Linked DNA regions of Homo sapiens: all the other regions are linked to region 1. A link is a contact called in ENCODE Hi-C or POLR2A ChIA-PET data. All regions are on one chromosome and are shown on one strand. The core of a region is the stretch at or near the end of the contact, and the rest is flanking DNA. Distances in the headings are between cores, read along the strand shown. Region 1 has its middle 34 kb from the start of ADGRL4. Region 2 has its middle 74 kb from the start of ADGRL4. Region 3 holds the start of ADGRL4 (adhesion G protein-coupled receptor L4).

Region 1 (4,412 bases), core at 650-3,149:
AATTTCAGGACGTTTTTGAGGCTTCTTTTTATCTCTTCACAAGCTCCTCTTAAGTTCTGAAGCTCTATCAATCTTCTACAGTTAGTTCAGTATCAGTTACCTCCAGAATTCTATTATTAGACTGATATATCCATTTCATTTTTAGTACCAAATATACATATATTTATATATAATCCCATACAGGATTAATCTCTCTTAAATACAACATAAACATAAACAAAAGCAGATTTTAAAAGATGAAATAAAGATACAATGAACAATATTTTACGGCTTCCTTATTGAGATGGCTTTAGAACATCATTATCTTTATTCTTGAGTGACATTAATAAGTAATGATAGCATATTATGTAAAAATCTTGTTTCAAAAAGGGATCTTGAAAGTTTAGGTTTTTGGCTAAATTTTTGTTAAATCTGATGAGTCACTGTTTTTACCTCTAAATGACTCATGCTGGAAATAGCAGAAGTATTAGCATCCCACTTTCAAAATGAGCTGTCTACACACACACACATACACACACACTCATGTGTGTATGTATATATATATATATATATATATATATGCACACACACACACACAATACTAGGTTATTCGTGTGTACTTTTATGAAGATGGTTTTTCAGTCAAACTTCTGACAATTCTACCTAAACAGGAATTTCTCATTTAGATGCTGAAAACAAAAATACTTCTTTGTGTTAATTTCCATTCACATATATTGTAATTTCTTTATGATTGGCCTTAAGTAATTTAGAAAATATTTTTCTCTTAATTTATTTAAATATTTGCTAGGTTAAGTAGTTTAAATGTATGATTTATTGGAAACAATTAAGATGGCCAGGCATGGTGACTCACGTCCCTAATCCAAGTGCTATGGGAGGCCAAAGTGAGAGGGTTGCTTGGAGTTTAAGACCATCCTAGGCAACAAAGCAACACCCCATCTCTACAAAAAATAAAATTACAAAATTGTCTGGGCATGGCGGCATGCACTTCTAGTTCTAGCTACTTGGGCATCTGAGATGGGAAGATCCCTTGAGCCCAGGAGTTCGAGGCTGCAGTGAGCTATGACCACACCACTGCACTCCAGCCTTGGTGACAGAGAAAGACTGTACAAATAAATACATATAATTAAGATGATTTCCTGGACTTTTGTTTCTACACTTGCGTTATGTCTTATTCAGATCTCTCTCTTTGGCTGCATCATTTGATAAAAGAAAAGAAAGAATAAAAGAGAATGCAATCTCCTAACAGAGGGATCCCTTTTGGATTTTTCCTGCCAAATATATTTTAATATTATGGTAAAGTTGTATTTAGTAAAAAATATTTTATGTCATTCATTACTCAACATTCACTTATTAAAATATATTTGAATGCATAATATTTTTGAGCACTATTCTGGATAATGTAGATGTCTTTTTTAAGAGTTGGTATCTGCTTCCTTCCTTTATATAGTAACTCTGGGTCTTAAATTAACTGAATTGACAGGGTTCCACCCAAATTTCCTCTGGCAGCTTTTTCTTTTAAACCTACTGCAAATACAATTTCTTCAAGTCAATAGAAAATAGGTAGTCCTTATCAACCACAAATAATTACTTAACTGTGTATGAGCAGGCACATAAGGGTCAGTCCCCACCCTCAAAGCCTGAGTTTAGAATAAATCCTGGAAATAGTGCTCAGTTTATCAGGGAATATGAAAGTTGACATTTCTATAGTTAACATGCTTTGTCTCTGGTACTGACAGAAGAAAAGAAAAGACTGATCTAATCATTCCACTGTTCCAAATTACATCATAGATAGTGACTTAAAATGAAAACATACTTCATAGACCTACTCTGTAAGGTTTCTATTTCGTGCTGTGACAAAGTATTTAGGGACTGCAAATGACAGATGTGAAGTACATTAGCGAAATGAATAGTTACATCGTCCCACCAGAGGAAGCACTTTTTTTTATCACAACAATTTATCATGAAAGAGGTGGTGATTTAAGAGAAAACATTGAAACGAAAGTACGTATTGCAAAGGAAGTTAGCAAATTGAAATTATGACTAAAACACTAGTAAGCAGAAGCTTTTGTAAATGCTTTGGAAGAGCATTTTTGTGACTGATTTTAATACGTTGAAATTAAACTGTATTACTTAAAAGGTGAATAAGTGAAAAAATGTACAAGTCTCAGAGTACCTCATGTCAAAGGAAAGAAGGAAGCTTAACCGCGACTTAGATATTACTTGCATATTTCGCTCACTGGCTTTAGAGTATCATTACCTGTATTCTTGAGTGAGATTAGTAATGAATGTAAGTATATTATGTAAAGCGTTGTTTCAAAAAGAGAGCTTGAAAATTTTTTTTTTGGTTAAATTTTTGGTTAGATCTGATTAGACTGTCACTATTTTTACCTTATAAGACTATTGATACTTGAAATAGTAGAACTATCATCATTCCACTTTCAAAACCAGCAGCCTTTCTCTCTCTCTCTCTCTCTCTCTCTACACACACACACACACACACACACACACACACACACACACACAGAGTTATTATTATGTATTTCATGAAGATAGCTTATCAACCAAACTTCTGAGTGGGTAGAATCTTGCCTAAACAGGAATTTCTCAGTTGGTTGCTGAAAATAAAGTACCCATACATGTATATTTTGATGTGCATATATTTTAATTTATTTAGTTGTAATTAGCCCTCAATGTTTTTAAAACTGTTGCTCTCTTAATTTAAGTAAATTAAGAATCATTTAACTTTTTTTGGATCATTCAACTGATATTGTGGCAAATACTGAATTTCCACTGCCTAAGTATCTGGTAAATATTTTTTTCATTCCATTCAAACATTTTAGAAATAAATACAAGTCTAAGTTCAGAATCTAAATGCTTAAAAAGCAGATAAATTTGATTAATTCTATTTTATTTTATTTTCTTTGCTTATCAATAGCTATTAATGTTTAGAAAGTGTTATTTCAAGGCCATGTGTGTTCAAGAAGACCTCTAGAGACAAATGTGTATAATAAGTTATTATAAATGCCAAAATTACAAAAGGGAAACCTGATTTTGAGACAGGAGATTTGGGTGTAGATGCAGGGAACCAAAGGCTGTTTCACACCAACTTCATAGAACTGAATTGAAAGGAAAACTCTCACTTTTCACACCTAAGTAACAAAAGGACCAGGGGCTACTCCCTTTGCGAACCCCATTTTTTTCTGCGTGGCAGATGAGAAATTGGCTGTCCCCAGCAAATCAGACTGATTGCAGGTGGAATCTTCCTTTGCAGCTTTGTAACTTCACTCCAGCCTCTGAATGGTTGCTGTCCACAACCGATCAGATTGATTGTGGTGAGCCTTCATTTGCATGCAATGTATAACTTTGTAACTTCACACTAGCCTCTGATGGTTGCTTCTTGCAACCAATGAGATGTTTGCACAGGAGTGTGACCTTGGCAACTTCATTTCAGCCTCTGGTTGGCTGCTTTCTGCAACCAATCAGACTGATTGTGGGCTACCACTTCATTTACATGAGGTGAGCATGAAGTGGCCAATGGGAAACTTCTAGGGGGTATTTGCACCCAAGAAGATTCTCTATCCTGGCCCTTGAGCCATTGCTCGGGTCTGCTCCCACACTGTGGAGTGTACTTTTGTTTTCAATAAATCCCTGCTTTCATTCTTCTGCTGCTTCATTCTTTCTTTGCTTTGCGGGGCATTATGTCCAATTCTTTGTTCAAAACGCCAAGGAACTGGACAACTTGCAGTCACAACCCACTACTGGTGACACTTTGGACAGAGGAAAGTCAATTTTTCAATCTTTCACAAACTTTACTGCATGTAAAGAACCTCCTCTACAAGGCTCTTAAGACACAGAAATGGAAAGATACAGCTCAGAAACTTGGGAGGTCACTTTAAAAAAATGAGGTAGTTAACATACAATTTCAATACAGCACAGATATGCTGTAATAAAAGTATTTTTAATATGCTGTGAAAGAAGAATAAAGTGCCTCAATCTGTGAGAAATTTGTAGGCAAATCAGCCCAGAGAAGGAAATCTATAGGTACGTTGCCAGGACATAGAAGTTTCCCAAAGCAGAAACCAACCCTACCCAGCCCAAGTTGGAAGGGTGAATACAGCCAGTCAGGATACTTCTATTTTTCTGATCAGTCATTGCATTAGGAATGGCTGCATTAAATGATACAGGACAACATTAGAAGAAATATGTAGGCAGAAAGGTCCTGGGAAAAGTTCAGGAGAAACCTAAAAATGTGCACATATTTTCAGAAAATGTGCAAAACTTGGGGAGGTTGCTTTAACTGAAAACGGTCCAAAGCTTACTCAGAGTTACATTTTGCATTTGCAAGCTAAATGACTTAACTTTTCTCATTGATCAAAATAATAGAGTGTGTGTGTGTGTGTGTGTGTGTGTGT
Region 2 (4,412 bases), core at 1,403-3,902, 39 kb before region 1:
CAGGTCATGCATTTTCAGAGGAAGGGGTGGGGAAGTGGTATTTCCTCTTTTGTAAGAGAAAAAGGAAATCTATTCATTTAGGTTGTATGGGTTTGATCTTGATCCTTCTGATGTAGAGTTGTCATGTGTTTGTTAGATAGGCAAGAAAGTTGTGCACTGACCCAAAGGAAAGCATAACGTCTGAATTATGACACCGCTCCTCCTACCAGCAGCCACATAAAAGAACCTTCTGCATTAGTAACTATTCAGGTTGACAGGGAAAGTTTGAAGGGGAATGTGATAGAATGCCATAATATAAAAGATGGAAGAAAGAGAAAAAACAGATATCACTTTATTCTCCATTAAGAGTTCTCACACATAGGAGGAGAGGTTGAAGAAAGAATAAAAATGTAAAAGGTGATATCAAAGGTGTACTCAATTCTGACTTTTATTCTAGCCATTCACCCTTTTGTACTGCATTTCATCTCTCAAGCTTTTTTTCTATAGTTTTCATAATAAATCTGATACATTTTAGAAATGCAGTTTAAAAAGGAAAGAGAGACTAGAATTGAAGCTTTCTCTTTCCTAACAGTTTTTTGGTTGTTAATGCCTCACTAAAAATACTACTATTTCCTGTTCATGTTCAAATTCATTCTGATATTTCATTCTGATGCCTTCAACATTATCGATTCATTATAATGTACAGATAATGTTGATATGGCATGACTGTAAAACACCAATAGGCAAAGGGCATCAAATGATCTATTTTTAAAATAGAAATGTCATTTTCCATAGTGTGAACTCTATCTGTATGAAATAACCTATCTAGTCATGCAACATAGTGAAAATCAATAGAATATGAAAGTACTAGTTATGATACGTAATATGTTTACAACAAATGTAACATCCCATGTGCTTGACTGAATTGAGCTTTAATGCCTTCATTTAAGCTTGGCTGACATGAGATTAAATGTTACAAGATAGGATATTTTTAAAAAAATCCAGCACTCCAGCCACATTATTTAAATATTTTTGGCAACTCTGCATTTTAATTTTAAAACACTTTTTGCCTTTATTAGGATTTTAGATCTTTGAAACTATAATGTGACATTACTATTGTTGTGAGAATAGGAAGAAACATTAATCTGCATGTTATCATTGCTTGCAGATGTTCATTTTTGTCCTATTTAAATGACTGCAAATTTTGTCATTTTTTTCTGAAAAGGCACTTCATTTTATATGTTACATCAGAGATGATATGAAAATTTACATTTCATATGTATATATAATGGAAAAATATTCTATCAGATTCTATTAAAATATAGCTAAGTGATAAGTCAGAAGCTCAAATTAGGTGTTCAAAAACGTGTTCGAGTAAATAAAATTTCTTATTTCTATTAGCCAGGAATTTTACATTTGCAAGTTGTAGAAATACAATAACATTGATTCAAAGCCCCCAGAAAGGAAGTGGGATTTATTGACTTTATAAATCTCTGAAGTCCCAAAGTTTACCTTCACATATGGTTGTATCAAAAATGTCATGAAGACTCTGTTTTTTGTTTTGGTTTTTTGTCTACCACCACCACCCAACCCCACCTGCATCCCATGCCCTTGTTTTTCTCCAGGTTAGCCTTATTTTCAGTTAGGTCCTTTCCTTCTAATGACCCTAACAGTGCCCAACTTTCATCTTCCTACCTAATTCATCAAGGCAGAGGAAAATCTCTCTTGTACAATAGTTACCAAAAATGTCACTAGTTAAATTTCAGTACCAAGGCATGAATACTGAGGTTACTTCTAGGTCTCAAAAGTGAGGTCATCCTACATGGATTAAGAGTGAGGAAGAGGTGGTTTCCCAAAGCAAAATACAAGCATTATTTACACAACATGTATACACTACATAAGCTCACCTGAGATAAATATATATTTTTTAGTATATTTCAGTAATGGAACTTCACCAGCATTAGAATTCTGCAAGGTGTCTAAACTATTCCTAATGGTCACCTATAATTTTGAAGGCTAATATTTTGTCATTTTAATACTCTAATTTTATTTAATTTAAAGGAGAGTCTATGTGAATAAAGTATTATTAACAACATTATTTGAAGAATATTTATTTCATTGCAAACCAGAAATCCATCTCAAAAATCCATTGAATTTTCTAACAATCAAATTCACCTAATAAATGAAGTTGGTGCTAATAAGTGACGACAATATGCTTGAGTTGTTTTTCTAAGAGAAGGAATTTTTTTTGAGGTTAGTACATACATAGGAACTTGTCCATTCTCTCATGAGTAGCTCATATGTGCAAGACACTTGGCTGGTCAGGGTGAGATACAGTCTGTGATCACTATGTCAAAAAAAGCCAACTGGCCCAACAGAGATCAAACCCCTGACCTCAGCCTCATTTCATGTAGATTCAAATCAGTTGTGCTTACTAGCTACAGACATGCATGAGTGTCAGTAAATATCCCAGATTTCCTGACATAGGATCCTTCCCTACCAGGCCACAGCTGAGCTTAGTGAGCCCAAACTGATGACTCATCCAGAAGCAGCCATGCAAATCTTGGCTTCCTGAGGAAGGAACCAGAACAGCAGGCCAAACAATCCTTAGAAGCTGATAAAGCTTAAATCAGCACCTTCTCCATTTTCCAGCACTCTCCTCTGCCTTCTCTGCCTTGGCATACTGATGTATTATACAACAGTTACATAACTTCTCAGGAAATAGAGCCCAGAGCCAGATGCTTTCTGAAGAATTAGAACTATTATCATTTTTATTGCTATAAGTTTGAGTTGTTCTTTTTTTAAAAAAAAAATCTCTTAGAGAATGATATACTCAACCAAATACAGATCTGGTTTCAGTCATAACAGGATTTAAATCTTGACTTTCAGATTCCAAGTTGGCATAACTTAAACAAATTTTTATGTTTTTACTGTTTCACACTCTACAAATCAGGTTCCAAAAGTATGTCAAGTATTTACCTTCAACATCTAATGAACATGTTCTATTCTCCCCATTATCTCCATCATCTCACTTTCTGGTTTCTCTCTAAATGGAGATTCTTTCTAGCCCTTGATATATGTGACTAAAAAGATATATTTTACCCTATATTTTATATTTCATACATATTTTATATTTCATACAATTTCATAATGCAGTATTTGACAAAGTGTGCTTAGAGTATTTACTTATATGTAGTTAAAATACTTGAAAAAGTTTTTGTGCTGGAGCTTTCCCAGTGCACAATGCCTATCATTATATTCACTTCAGATCATTACTTATTAAATATCTTTGATAATGAAAATCCTGATCAGAATTTATTGACTGAGCCTATCTTTTTAAAATATACATTTTATTTTACAGGCCTTAACACTAATACTCTATTCTTCTATCTATTATTATATGGTGATAGTAAGGTTCAAATTTTCTGAAGATTGAATCAGATATTCGGCCACTAAGTAGCTTGATTTAACCTCTATGTATGTAGATAAACAAACAAAATCTAAAGAATAAAGGGTCAATTTTATTAACTGTTATTTTAAGCTAAGAAGGAAAGAAAAGGAATGGAGGCTGGATAAAATAAAAGAAGAAAGAGTAATAAAGGAAAAGAGGAAAGGAGGGAGGAAGAAATGCAACAAGGTATTGCTTATAAATTTTCCATATACTTTTGTATCAGTCTGTTCTCACACTGCTATAAAGAAATAACTGAGACTGGGTAATTTATAAAGAAAAGAGCTTTAATTGGCATGTGGTTCCACAGGCTGTACAAGAAGCATGACTAAGGAGGCCTCAAGAAACTCACAATCATGGTGGAAGGCAAAGGGGAAGCAGGCATGTCTTACATGGCTAGAGAAAGAGGAATTAAAAAGAAGGGGGACGTGCTACACACTTTTAAACAACCAGATCTCATGAGAACTCACTCATTATCATGAGACTAGCAAGGGGGAAATCTGCTAGTCTCATGATAGCTGATTCAATCACCTCCTATCAGGCCCCTTCTCCAACACTGAGGATTACAATTAAACATGAGATTTGGGTGGGGACACAAATCCAAACCATTCAACTTTTAATACTATATTTTCTGTTTAAAACTCTGTAAAAATACAAAATTCAAAAACATATAGACTATTGATCCATAATATCAAAGAACTTTTAAAGTTAGAGTCAATAAGGTATGCATATAAGCAGTTGATACTGAATGAGTATTTGTTGAGAAACCCAGATAAAATGGCCAGGACATCTTTAAAATCTATTTCTGTGGTTTTTTTAAAAAATTTATTTCAAGCCAAAATACACTACAAAGAAAGCACAAGTTCATGAAGGAAAGAAATGAAGTGATCGTCTTATTTGGAAAGATTTATCAAGTTCCTTTTTTCACAGTTTGAGGCAACTCTGTGAGCACTGAAACCTGTGAAAATATTGTATATTGTACAAC
Region 3 (4,412 bases), core at 691-3,190, 34 kb after region 1:
TTTTTGTTTTGTTTTGTTTTGTTTTGCTCCATGACACTTCATTCAGTGCCCGAGTGTGATAGATATGGAATTTGAAAATGTGCTGATTGATTGGATAAATTAAGAGTTTCTAGAATAGTGCATAATGAAATTCGTCAAAAATGCCCATTTGTGGCCAGGAGCGGTGGCTCAAGCCTGTAAGCCCACCACTTTGGGGGACCAAGGTGGGCGGATCATGAGGTCAAGAGATCGAGACCATCCTGGACAACATGGTGAAACCCCGTTTCTACTAAAAATACAAAAATTAGCTGGCTATGGTACATGTGCCTGTAGTCCCAGCTACTCGGGAGGCTGAGGCAGGAGAATCGCTTGAACCTGGGAGGCGGAGGTTGCAGTGAACAGAGATTGTGCCACTGCACTCCAGCCTGGCAACAGAGTGAGATTCCGTCTCAAAAAAAGCCACTCAAAAAAAGCGTCTCAAAAAAAGTCCAATATAGAGAACATGGACTGTGAGTTTATAGTCCGGGTTCCAATCAAGGCCAGTCACTTAGACCAGCTGTCTAAGAGCTGCTGTGGACTCTGAGCAAGTCACGCAACACCTTTGTTCCTCATTTGCCTCACCTATTATGGTGCCACTCTCAGGAACTTTTGCCCACATTCACCTAGAAGGAGTCTGGGAAAATGCTATGGAGAGCCAGATAAACGTGTCAATACATAAGCACTTGTGACTGCTGTTAATATATAAGTCACTTTGTGGTGTGTGATTGTGACTAGTTTTAGTTGTTTTCCCAGTAGTTCATAATCCCCCTGGAGTCCGGGGGCTGTGGCTGTTCATCTTTCTGAGGCTGCTCTTTATATAAAGTAAATTTGCACTAGTCACTTTTTAAACAGAATAGAAATGGTATGTGACAAAGGTGATCTGACTATTGAAAGGTAAAATGGCTTGTGTTGATGGCAAAAATATTAGTCATTTCCTTTCTTTAAATCAACTTTATTTAAACTTACATATAATACAATTCATCTAACTTATATACAATAAAATGCACCAGTTTTAAGAATACAGTTGGATAAGTTATGACAAATGCATGCACTCATGCAACCATCACCTCAATCAAAATATAGAATATTATCATCACCTCAATTTCTCCTTGTGCCTTTCTGCAGTCAGTCCCTCTTCTGCATCCCAACCCTGGGCAACCATTGATCTATTTTCTGTCATGATACATTAGTTTTGTCTGCCAGTTATTTTTAATTTTTTAAGCTAGAATTGTTTCCATGTTCCAATGTGGACGATCTCTTTCTACGTAATCGACTTGTATATTAACATGCAAAGGATATGATGCACCAATTTTTCTGCAGATGTAAGGAAGGGCTACAGGTGAATTTTACCTGAAATTGAGTTGATAATGGAAAACACAATCTAACCTAGACACAATAGACTATATCCTTATTTTACACGATGCAACCCTGAGTCCCAGCAAGGTGGGGCCTGAGCACTGGCATGCCCCTTTGCATGGATTCAGGTCTCCTGACTACTTCTTGACCCATTGTTCTTTAGGAAAATTTATTGGCGAGTATATTAAAAAAAAGGCTATGTCTTGAAATTTAGGTGTCAGAGAGAACCCCTGAAACCTACTGAGTTTTGGATGCTCCCTCTGGAGGGGCTCTCCGTGGATCTCAGAGACCTTTGCTTTTTAAGTACTCACTTTTAGGGTGTCACTCTGGGAGCTGCGCCTGGGGATAAACTGATTCCTCAGTGGGGCTGTAACATTGCTCAGGGTCAGTGGTCACTAGGCAGGGAATGGAGCCCAGGAGGCGTGGGGAAAGGGGATGGAGGCCGGACGTGGCCAGCGGATTCAGGGCTTGACTCACACACTCACACAAAAGAGGCCGGAAAGTGTCCGGAGGAAGCCGGCGCGTCACGGAGGACGGATCCGGGACCCTGCCGCGCCCGCCCAGCGGCGCCCGGTCCCGGGTCCACAGCCGCACTCACTCCGCCGCGCTCTCCGCCACCGCCACCACTGCGGCCACCGCCAATGAAACGCCTCCCGCTCCTAGGTGAGTGCTCAGCGCCCCTGGTCGCCGAGGTCGTCGGAGGGACCAATCCCTTGTAGGGGACTGGATTTTTTAAGAGGTGGAGCTCACATGGCAAGTGTATTTGGCAAAATCTCCGAGGAGAATTGATTTAGTACTTCTCAGGATGTTTTTCTCCTTGACCTTTCAACTCTAAAGTTGAATATTCCAAGGTCCAGGGAATGTTACCTTTTTATTCCTCTTGAGGAAGTGTCCAGCATCCCCTTTCACCTTTCTTCTGTTCTGCCCCGAAGAAATTTGGGAAATCCAGACCATTAACACCCATGAGAGGTTTCCTGGCATTTTAAGGGGATTGCCGGGCCAGATTTGAGCTTCATTTTGAACATACTGTGCAGAAAGATAGTAAATGACATCTCCGAGGGTGAACTAATTCCGGCTTAGTCAGTATACATAGTTATTTGCCACTGGGATTTAGAACAGAATACTTAAGAATCTCTTGGTACCTGATAAGGACAACTAATGTTAGATGACTGTTTTCAGAACAATGACCTCATGCTTCATAGCTGTTGGTCCTCAAGACTCTTGAGTAGGCCTGGTAAAACAATAAAAAAGGAACCGACTTTACTTTTCCTTATTTTTTCCTATCAGTCCACAACATATAATTTCCAAATGTATTTCAATAACTCTGATGTATAGTCTTGTTCCTTGTTTTGTTTCATTTTTTTTTGTTCACATTTGTGTGCTGTTCCATTTCTGGAAGATCAATCTTTGACTATAATCTTGAGTTTCTTTTTTTGTTTTTGTTTTGTTTTTAAATTTCCCCTAATGGAAAATAAAAACAGTGAAATAAATTTTATTATGAATAATTGAATTGAAAACAATTGAAATTGAAATTGAAAACAATTGAAATTGAAAACAATCATTAGAACACAGAAAAAAACAGCAAGTGCATCTGTTCTCCTAGATAAGATGTCATCTTAAAATAACACAGATTTGAATTTGCAAAAACCTGAATACTCAATTTACCTTCATTTCTACACAGGATTACTCCCAGAGGAGGGAAATTGCTTTACAATCAGGCAGTTCCCTTTCAAAGTATCTCACCTCAGAATGAAGGGTAACACTTAATCAACATGCTATACTGATCTGGGAACACAGTTTTTATTATAAAGCTGAGTTGTTTATTACATTTTAGTTTCATTGAGATTTACTTGATAAAGGTTGAAATTGGAACAAAAAAAGCCTTCATCTTAAAAGTAAGTTTTACTTACTTGCTTTTGTGCTGTTACTTAGCTAAGTGCTCTCTTGGGAAAAATTTATAATCCATTTATCTAAATAGAAAGAGAGGATAATTTATGTTTATTATACTCTAATTCAACAATGGGGAGAGATGTTTGTTTTACTTTTTGAAAAGGTGTATTTCTCTATTTTATTTAGTGGTTTTTTCCACTTTGTTGAATTGTTCCTATACTCAAAATTGCACCAAGACACCTTGTCTCCCAAATGCAAAATGTGAAATACGCAATGGAATTGAAGCCTGCTATTGCAACATGGGATTTTCAGGAAATGGTGTCACAATTTGTGAAGGTAAACAAGCTTTGTTACTTCTTTTGGATTATACTGTAAGATTAAATTCTGATGGGACTGCTTTTCTGTCCTCCAGAAACTAACTTGTTTTGTGTTATACTGTTTAATTTCATACTATTTAAAAAACGCGTAAGTAGCTAAACAGTAAGTTTGACTTACCATGTCAAAATTTATACTTGTTACTGATTTTAAAAGACTTCATGCATATCTTATTTTTTGGTGCAAATATTAAAGATTTCCTTTTAGCTCATGCTGGAGATCCAGGTGTAGAGGGCATAGTCAACAGCTTTGGGAACAAAAGAGTTCACGAAATGTATACTGCTATGTATCGCCTTCATATACCCTCTTTACATGATACCAAGTATATAAGTATTTTTATACCTATATGGTATATGATACCACATATACAGGTACTTGACCGCCTATATTTGGAGATGATATTAAGAGATTCATGGTTTTCTCATGCATACCCTGGGCATAGGAAATGACAAGAGAAAGAGAGAATTTTGAAAAGACGTCATCTTTTGAAAAAGTAGATTATAATCATAGAACTTCATGCTACTGTCCAGAGACAGAATGCCACAAAGCATCCTTGTAGGGTGCAGTTTAGCCCATTGATTTGATCAGCAGAACACCATCTGATAATCAAATTTACGTAATTTCGTGTCTGTAGTTGTCACCTCTACCCCAATCTTCCACTCCCCCAACACACTCAATCTTTTTAAATTCATTTTCAGTAAAATCTAGTTTTAACTGGATCCATAGACCAACGTCCTGTGTAGAAGAGAGAGAGAGAGAGAGAAAAGTACTAG

The links. Hi-C counts contacts between places; a loop is a spot of excess contacts on that map. ChIA-PET counts read pairs that join two places held with the same protein, here RNA polymerase II (POLR2A). Pooled maps may share reads with other maps.
Region 2: a map of endothelial cell of umbilical vein shows a loop between it and region 1 (6-fold over the local background). The contact joins two enhancer-like sites. A Hi-C loop is called at or near these places in 2 of 168 maps with a recorded cell type or tissue (endothelial cell of umbilical vein and posterior vena cava) and 1 of 50 pooled maps. POLR2A ChIA-PET finds 5 or more read pairs at or near these places in 2 of 52 experiments (GM12878 and activated T-cell).
Region 3: a map of endothelial cell of umbilical vein shows a loop between it and region 1 (4-fold over the local background). The contact joins the promoter of ADGRL4 here to the enhancer-like site in region 1. A Hi-C loop is called at or near these places in 2 of 168 maps with a recorded cell type or tissue (endothelial cell of umbilical vein and heart right ventricle) and 3 of 50 pooled maps.

The regions. Positions count from the first base shown.
Region 1 is chr1:79,038,323-79,042,734 of GRCh38, reverse strand. No RefSeq gene overlaps it. Among named protein-coding and RNA genes, the nearest start is that of ADGRL4, 34 kb to the right of the region's middle. Within about 2 kb of position 1,899, at least 2 of the 41 ENCODE cell types and tissues checked have a DNase peak (open chromatin) inside an H3K27ac peak, as active enhancers do; they include endothelial cell of umbilical vein, where a contact is called at or near this core.
Region 2 is chr1:79,078,096-79,082,507 of GRCh38, reverse strand. No RefSeq gene overlaps it. Among named protein-coding and RNA genes, the nearest start is that of ADGRL4, 74 kb to the right of the region's middle. RefSeq lists an enhancer at 1-4,412. Within about 2 kb of position 2,652, at least 2 of the 41 ENCODE cell types and tissues checked have a DNase peak (open chromatin) inside an H3K27ac peak, as active enhancers do; they include endothelial cell of umbilical vein, where a contact is called at or near this core.
Region 3 is chr1:79,004,258-79,008,669 of GRCh38, reverse strand. ADGRL4 (adhesion G protein-coupled receptor L4) reads left to right here and starts at 1,940. Exons shown (of 15, transcript NM_022159.4): 1 at 1,940-2,037; 2 at 3,451-3,600. The coding sequence starts at 2,016.